Regions from separate parts of the Homo sapiens genome. Here region 2 is linked to region 1. Evidence: chromatin loops called from intact Hi-C (ENCODE). Cell type or tissue: psoas muscle. All regions are shown on one strand. Links, peaks and the distances in the headings refer to the core of each region. The heading gives the core; the rest is flanking DNA.

Region 1 (4,274 bases), core at 775-3,274:
GGCCTTTTGAAGAAGTCATATGTCATTGTGAACTTTTTTTCTCTTTAAAAGCAAAGAAAAACTTTAAAAAAACACAAGAAATAAATCCTTTTGTTTTACAAGCAGGCTGTGGCCAGGACTTTGGATATTCCATAAGTTAACTTAAAATCAGGGAAGGATAGGTGCTCTATCCTTCAGCAGTGCTATAGCTTTGCCCACTCGTGTGATTTTTTTTTGTCGTCTACTAGTTCCTTAAAAGCCAATTAAATCAAGATTTTCAGCATTTCTTCCCATTACATGCCTTTTCTTAATTAATGGCATTAAACGTGTTTAGGCAGCAATTTTTCTTTTCGGTCAAAAAGTAGAAAAAGACATATTGAGTGTAGGGGAAGAGCCTTTCACGTGCACTAAAACAATGCGGGCCTGAAAGTAATGGTTAAGAAAGCAATCATTCATTATTTCTAGTTCTTTATGTGCTAGTTATCAAAAGCGAACGACCAGGGGCGCCTGCGCGGCTTGTGACTGGCGCAAGCAGAACTCCTCTGCTCTTAGCCGTTTCCTGCTCACCTACGAGGACCCCATCCTACCGTAGGCTTCTCCACCTGTCCTCAGAATGCATTCCCCATGTCTAGGAAACCTGGGGTAGGGACTGGGGGAAGGAGACATTTTGCGTCTCTCTGGCTCCCAGCACAATAAGAAATGTCAGCCTCGGCTTGGCGACTGCGAGCCCGCCCCGCGCGAAGCGAGATTGGGGAGCTCCTCTAGTCTGGCCGGAGCCAGGGCTGAGCCCGCGCAAAGCATTCTCCCCAGAAGTCATCGCTGCTCTTGATTTTTAACCATATCCCAAACATACTACGGTCTAATAATTTATTTTTACTACCGATTATCAAACAGAAGAAGAATTTAACACAATCTAAATGACAGAAATCACGCGACGTTATCTCTGCATTGCCCCCATTTAACCCCATGGGGTTAATCCCGGACAAGTGAGCGTTTAACTGGCCCAGCAGGGCGACTGGCGGTGTAGTGCAGTGTCCGGGCGTGAAGCACTGGATCGCTTTAGACGCTTCATTTCAACAAATGATCATTTTCTCTCAGATTCACGGGGAAACTCCAATGCAAGACCTTTGTTTTCTTCTTAGTAATACGGTTTGTTTTTTTGACCGGGGTCCCAAATCGCCCCCCTCCATCCCATATTACATTTGTATTCTTACACTTTAATCCGGAAAGAGGGGGTTAGGGGCCGAGGGCTGTGGGGGGGGGGGGGCTTTATCTGCTCACATTATCAAAGGTCAATAGCCTCCTAAGGCTAGGCACTTATTTACTACGGAGCCAGGAAAATAGAGGAACAGTAAATTTGAGGGGTTTTTTTCCATGTATTTGAAAAGAAAGGCATCTTCCCTCCTCCATCCCTTACACCCCCCCCTCCGCCCCATAGAACAAGTTTCAATTCAGGAAAGGCCTGTGGCGTAGGTTGGAGACTTTTTAACTTTTTACATAAGCCTGTAGACCTCCTCTGGCAATGTCCCTCGATTCCTCCAGAGTGAAACCAGCCAATCAAGCAACGACATCGCCAAAACCCAAGGCCTGGCAACCAGTACTTCAGGCAGGTTCGCGTCGACAGGGGCAAACCTCCATTCTACCCTGGGCTGCTAAGCACAGTGGCTGCCCTCCAGCTCTTCAGGGATGTTGTCGGCCCCCCGCCCCTCCCCCAACCAGCCAAAGCAAACCTTCGCCAACTCAAGTTTCCCTTGCTTGCCTCCCGCGATGAACCGCGCACCCACAAGTCTGGGTGGGGCGTGGCTGAGAGCCTGAGTGACTGAGTGGGCCCTGGTGGTGCTGCGCGCAGCGGGATATAACGAGCGACAGAGGTCGCTGTTGGACCACTTTTCCACGCCAGCCTAGACGCCGAGGTTTGCTGGAGCGTGCGCAGGGGATCAGACCACAGGGAGCGAGCGAGAGGGAGAGAGAGGTGTTGGGTCTCAGGAGTGCAGTATAATTTGGGGAAAGGAATTAACGTCCCTGGGACGGCTGCTTCCCGTCCCACCCAGAGGCGGAGTGTCTAAGTTCAAGCAGCAGGCGCGTCAGGTCTGGCGGCCTCGCCTTCTTGCGCTTCGCCCGAGGCCCAGAGTCCCGGAGGCGGGTGCCCAGCGCGCGGCCTGCGCTTCCCTCCCGGCCTTACCATTGGCGCCAGGATGCTGCCGCGGGAAGAACTTGCTGCTGGCTGCCTCTTTTCGGCTCTCAGGAGAGTCCGTGAACTCGACCTTTTTGATTTCGGAGTCTTTGGAGAAGAGACATTCAACGGCCGCCGGCTGCACGCCTGGGCCACGCGCGCGCCCGCCCCACGTGCGGAGAGAGGCGTCCCGGACCGCGGCCGAAAGGAGCCGGGGACGGGAGGAGGGGGAGGGGCGAGGCAGGCCGGAGGAGAAAGAGGGACAAAGAGCAAAGACCCAGTTAGAGGAAAGAGCTGACGGCATCCCCGTCCCCCGGACCCTCTGGCAACCCGGGGCAGGATGGCGTACTCTTTCTGCGCCTCCCCGGTTGCCGGCGGTTCCAGCCGGGAGGAGTAGGCTGGGGGGCTTCGGTACACAGCGCGCCGCTGCTTCCTAGTCCACCGCCCCGCCACAGGGAGAGGCCACTGGCGATTTGGTTCTGATTTCCTTCCTGCCCAGGCTGGCCCCTCGGGGAAGCGCCCCTCGCTGGGGCCTCGCCGCAGGGCCAGTGCCCTCTTGCCGCCCTCACGTGGCGCGGCCTCCCGTCCGATGACCCGGGCAGGAGAAGGGGGTTCTTACCTAATTGCACACACGCCGACACCAGTTTGCGGCAGTTGGTCTCCATTCCCCGTTATCTGCAAAACAGAAGAGAAGGAAGGCTGTAAGAAGCGGCGGCCGTCGAGTGAGCAGGGCTCAGATGAGACTACGTTACACTAGCTGTTAGGCGCCTACTGTGTGCTAGGCTTCAGGCGTGTTTTTCCGACCTGACAGCCTCTGGCTGTGCAGCAGCATCTCCAGCCTAGCCTCGGGCCCAGGACATTTATTTATCAAGAGGGGATCTCCCTCCAGAGTTGCCGCAAAAGTGCCCAGAGGTTAGAGGACTATAAAGCCACAGTGTGCTGGGGAGGCTGTGGACCTACTTTCAAGAATCTCGGTGCCGGGGTTAAGAACTCATCTGAACGCAATGGCAGCGGGAGTGGGTGGGTGGAGAGGACTTTTCTCTTTGGGAAGCTGTATGCAAAGACCACCCTTCAGTGCTTGTCCATTAGTTGGAGCTCGGTAAACATTTGTAGAACATCAGCGCCAACGTGCCCCTGTCCTAGACAGCAGTTTCCCTCGGTTTTCTGTAATTCTGAAACGAACGGGCTCTTGGCCTAGGGTGTTTCAGGAGCGAGCTGAGTTCGGGCCTCTCATCCATCAGGAGCCACTTTTCCATATTTAGCCACACTTTCTCCTAGAGATACTAACCCGGCCATTTATTTACTTACTACAAATAATTACCCTAAAGTATGATTTAAGATCGCAGAGGAGAGACACTGGGTGGACTGAGCGAGACTGAGGAGAGCAGGGCAAACGTTCTTGGAGGGTTTACTGCCCGCCAAGGACGGAGAAATAGCTCTGGTATAACTGCTACCCAGTTCTCCCCCTTTCTCTCCCGGGCGAGCCAAATCTTTTTCACGTTTTCAACCACAACGCAGCGAGCCAAGCATTTAACGCGCTCCCCCTTCTCTGCCACAGGCAAGCCGGGAGAGGTGGGTCTCGAGGGGCTCCACCGGGTGGGTAGAAGAGCCGCGGTTGCTTTAAAGACAAGAAAAGAAGGTCCAGGGCTCCCTAGGCCCCTTCGATCTCAGCGCCTGCCTCTCTCCACGCTAACCAGGGTACGCCGACGACCGGAGGGCCCACTTCGCGCGGGTGCGGGGATCGGGGTGGGAGCAAGCGTTGTCGGGTTGGCGGAGGCACAGAGGCGGGGCAGGGAGCTGCGGGCCTGCCTCTGGCCTGAGTACCGTTTCCCTGCGTCTCGGCCTCTCCTGAAGGGAGCTGGGCCCTGGGGAGCCTCTGGCCAAGGTCGCTGCCTACAGGAGGGGCTGCCCGGCGCTGTGGCGTGGGGATCCAGGGTGGGGACGGCCAGGCGGTTCCCCCACCCGCTAGCGAGAACGCGGGCGGGGACTCTGCCGATTCGATCCTTGTGGGCCCGTGGGCCCAGAAGTAGCAGTTTGGCGGCTCCAGATTTAGTGATTCTGCAGTAAAATCACAGGATTAGTCCCTGATTGAGATGTCTGTTCGTGAGATATTACAAAATTC
Region 2 (4,274 bases), core at 624-3,123, 650 kb after region 1:
TCTCTAAGAAGTCCTTCTAGAATCCTTTCAATGTGCAATTTACACGTCCCTCCTCTGCACTCTCGTAGTACCTTGTTCATTCTGCCGTTACCAAACTCAGCAATTATTTTCCAAGGTGAAACACCTATTTGCATTCTCCCATTAAGGTAATTCTTGAGGAAAGGTATCATGTTTAGAACTCCAGCATTAGTTCACAACCTGGCACGTCATAGCTACTCAATACTCTCTGGAAAGATGATGATTCACAAACAAGTTTGTTGCTTTACCTATTGCATCATATCGCCTGTACATGTGTAATGATTTATCAGAAATATTTATTATAAATGTTTTAGTATTATGTATACATTAAATAGTTCTAAAAGGTATTCAAACATTGACTTGAGAGTTCTATCCCTCTATTACTATTAACCTGCTATGTATCCATATCTATCTTACCGAAATTCATTGAGCCTCTTTTTTTTTTTTTTTTTTTTGAGATGGAGTCTCGCTCTGTCGCCCAGGCTGGAGTGCAGTGGCGTGATCTTGGCTCACCACAACCTCCGCCTCCTGAGTTCAAGCGATTCTCCTGCCTCAGCCTCCCAAGTAGCTGGGACTACAGGAACCTCATGTATTATGCTGTTAAACAAGAGGATTAGACTACTTTTTAGTTACTTTATACATTCTAAACTTTTAAATTTCTGACAGATTTTATCTTATTTTTTGATTAATACCTTTTGGAGGTAATTCTAAATAATATAAAGATATATGAAATAATATAAGGATGCTTTTTGGCTTTGGCATGTTACATTATTTTCACATTTATTTTGTTTACCTTTTCTTTTCCATTTACCAGTACCTTAGTGTCATTTTCCAATCTAAAAATATAGAGCCTTATTTATATGTGATAGCAACATCATAAATAGCTTGATGTATTGAAAACACTAAACTAAACATGTTACAGAAGAAGCTGGTGCCTTTCATTGGTATTATCTCCTTCAAGATGACAGGCAATCTCAGGAGGCCAGAGAATTCTTAGTTGTATGAGTTTGTGACTAATAGGTGGTTTGATGTGACAAGAGCTGGCCGTCTTGGGAAATTGAACTATCTTTATGCTCAATACCCTTTGTGTCTCATTCTTTGTAGGTTATTGTTGGAGGCCTTTGGGGACCTCTTTTACAGTTTGCATTCACAGAAAATATGAGATCAGCAAGAACTCTGTAGTTTTACTGTCATTATTGATCTGCTGCCATTCCATTCTGTAGCTAATTTGCTTGTTAGCAGTTATTCTAAAAGCTATTTATATTTTCAGTATAACCTATGCTGCATACTGGGCTTTATATTTTTCTGGATTAAGATAAAATAATACAACTTACCACCAAAAGACTGTGCTTTAGGCTAAATATTTTCTGATTTTCCATTTACAAATAAGAGTTTAAAAATCAAAAACATATTACTGTGAATGTGATCTCTTTGATAAACACCATATAAGTTCAGACACATTAAGGGAAAAACAATGACCATATTCATGAGAAAATATCATTTGTAAAAAATCTTTTAGCCTATAAATTTATATACAAATTACAAGAAGAGTGATGTATTAGGAATTCATGAACACTGTTTCTAAAGTTGGGATTTATTTGAAGTTGAACACTCAATAAATGTGTGGGCTGATTGACTGATTCTCTGTTCTGAAGGTAACCATAATACACCCTTGTTATTCATGCCAATTGTTGAAGGTAAAAAGCCTCTTTCTGCCTCTCTGGAACAGGAGGTGTGTGTCCCCTTTCTGAGGTCAATTTCTGACACATGTATTCATCCGAAATGAATTTCTAGTGAGCTGGATGTGCATATGTGTGTAGCACCCATGAGCACAACACCTAAATAGGGAAAATCCCTGGGAAAAACTAATACAAAACAAGCAATAAAAAACAAAAACAGCAGGCTTACATAAGATATATTTATCTCAATTTAAATATGTAAAGTGAATGAAATATATATTTGATTTATTTTAATCATATACCTGAGCTATGGAAAGCAAAATATCCTCATTCCAAATTTTGAAGAAACTGCAATCCAAATACAAGCACTTGAGCTGATGTTAATGCTGCCGCCTGGTGGTGGGGTAGGGATATGCAGCGTTTTCAATGAGAAAGAGCCTTGGATTTTCATACTCAGCCAAGGAGTTGCCGCGGCATAAGAAAATGTAACTGAAAACTGCATAAAATTCAGAGCATCAAGCGGCTGCAAAGACACTGAAAAGGAGGGCTAGAAAATATATGGCCAGTGTACTAAAAAGGAAAATTATAACAGATTATGGTGACGGAAAAAGTTCTCCAATGAGAATTTATACCCCCACATTCTTTGATTTTACACTACCACATGGTTCCAAATTAAAACATGTACAAAAATACTCAAGAAATGGTCTCTGGATAGTGATGCCCGGCAGAAGCAAAGTAAAATTGTTCTGGAAATGTCTTACATAATTTAGGATAGATATAAAAGATTTCCTTAAAAAAATGGAGACATTATGAAAAAGATTTGGGTGGAGAGAGGAAACAGAACTTCTAGAAATAAAACATGTTACTCAGTGACATAGAAATACTAATGAAAATGCTTAACAAGGGATCAGAACCATCTGAAGAATGAATTAGGAAAACGAATGAGTGATTTGAGAAGGCAACTGACATTGTAGCAAAGAGAGATAAAGGGAAAGTTTAAAAGGGAGTATAGAAGAAAAGGGGGATAAAATAATACTGATACTAGTGGTACAAAAAAGATAGTACACGTAATACTGCTAGTATCAGAGAACAGAAAAAACAGCAATAAAAGGGAAGAGACAATATTTGAAAATGACTGTTAACTTTCCAAAATTTACTAAAGACATTGGATTCATCAGTCATCGATTCAAAAAGGACAATAAGACTAGTATTGGATAGATATAAGTAAATCCCCATCTGTGACATACATGTTTGCAGAACATTAAAAACAAATAGGTTTTTAAAGGGAACAGAAGAAAGAGAGATAAACTACAAAGGGATGACAATTAGAATAGCAGCAGAATTCTCAGCAGCAAAACAACACTGAAAAATTTTAATAATAATCGGATTTTCCAAGTGCTAAAAAGGGAAACAACTCTTAGCATACTCAGCCAATCTGAACTATTATTCAAGAGTAAGAGCAAAATAAAATTATTTTGAATCTGGGAAAAAGAGAACATACTACTCTCCAACATTTATTAGAAGTAAAACTAAAAGGTATACCTCAGGAGGGAGAAAACTCCTAGAAAGAAGGAGCAGGATATGAAAAGCCTTCGTGAGTAATAAAACTGATGAAACTTGAGATTTATATAAATAGATATTGATTATCTAAAGCAATAACAACCAATACTATAAAATATTAAAGTGTAAAATGGGTGGTTTATTGTGAATAGGGCACTTAGGGCCTTTGTGTTATTCAGGAGAAGAGAAATAGCATTGCTCAAACCTTTGCTTCGTTGAGTCAAGTGTGCATGTTAAAAATATAGGGAAATGTCTAAAAATTAAAAATACAAGTAGAGTAAAAGGATGTAAGAATACTTTATTAATTAAATGGAAAGTCGTGATGGAGTAGAAGATTAAAAAAGATTTGTGCATTAATAAAAAAGCTTATTAATTAGAAAGCATAAAATCACATGGTGGGATTTTTTCCAAATTTATCAATAATCATAATTGTGAACATAATGGATATTTTATTTTAAAAAGTGAATGTCAGGTGGAAGGGAAAAAGTCTCATCCAGTTATGTAATATAAAGTGCTGATGATGATAAGAAGAAAAAATACAATAAGCAAATTTTAACTGACAAAAAGCTGATACAGCTTCATAGAATGATAATATCATTCTCTTATTGGAAAGAGCTTTCCCTTTTCCCTGTGTATTTATTTATGAGCAGAAAAACCTTAGGAACAAGTCTTATATTCGTATGTACATACATACATATACATATACATATATATGTGTCTGTAAATATATATTACAAAAATTATGAAACTTTGTTTTAAGATATTAAAAAAGTCTTCTTATTCTATAAACAAAACTCAATGTTCAATTCCAGGAAGATGAATGATTTAACTATCAAAAGAATAACTTTAAAACTTTGGGCACAAACTATAGGCAATATCTTTATCAATCTACTATAAAACAATAGTAATTAAGGTAATATGATATTGGCATAGGCATAGACAAAAACTTAGTAAAACAGAGCCTTGAAACTAACTCATGTGCATATGTGAACATGATACATGGCAGAGGTGATATTA

What was found. Peaks named below come from ENCODE experiments on the same cell type or tissue, not always from the same donor. Only the 100,000 strongest peaks of a DNase experiment are listed, where the experiment ranks them.
Region 2: it touches region 1 in a loop (7-fold over the local background); 51 of 110 quality-filtered maps call a loop at or near these places.

Annotation. Positions count from the first base shown.
Region 1 is chr4:110,630,182-110,634,455 of GRCh38, forward strand. It overlaps a transcript of PITX2 not described here. Among named protein-coding and RNA genes, the nearest start is that of PITX2, 9.2 kb to the left of the region's middle. RefSeq lists an enhancer at 2,136-2,648. In psoas muscle, for the core only: a CTCF peak has its summit at 1,842; a DNase peak (open chromatin) is centred at 1,860; H3K4me3 peaks cover 1,839 bases; H3K27ac peaks cover 1,264 bases; H3K27me3 peaks cover 1,426 bases.
Region 2 is chr4:111,281,158-111,285,431 of GRCh38, forward strand. No RefSeq gene overlaps it. Among named protein-coding and RNA genes, the nearest start is that of MIR297, 420 kb to the left of the region's middle. In psoas muscle, for the core only: a CTCF peak has its summit at 2,089 (motif pointing left); a DNase peak (open chromatin) is centred at 2,094.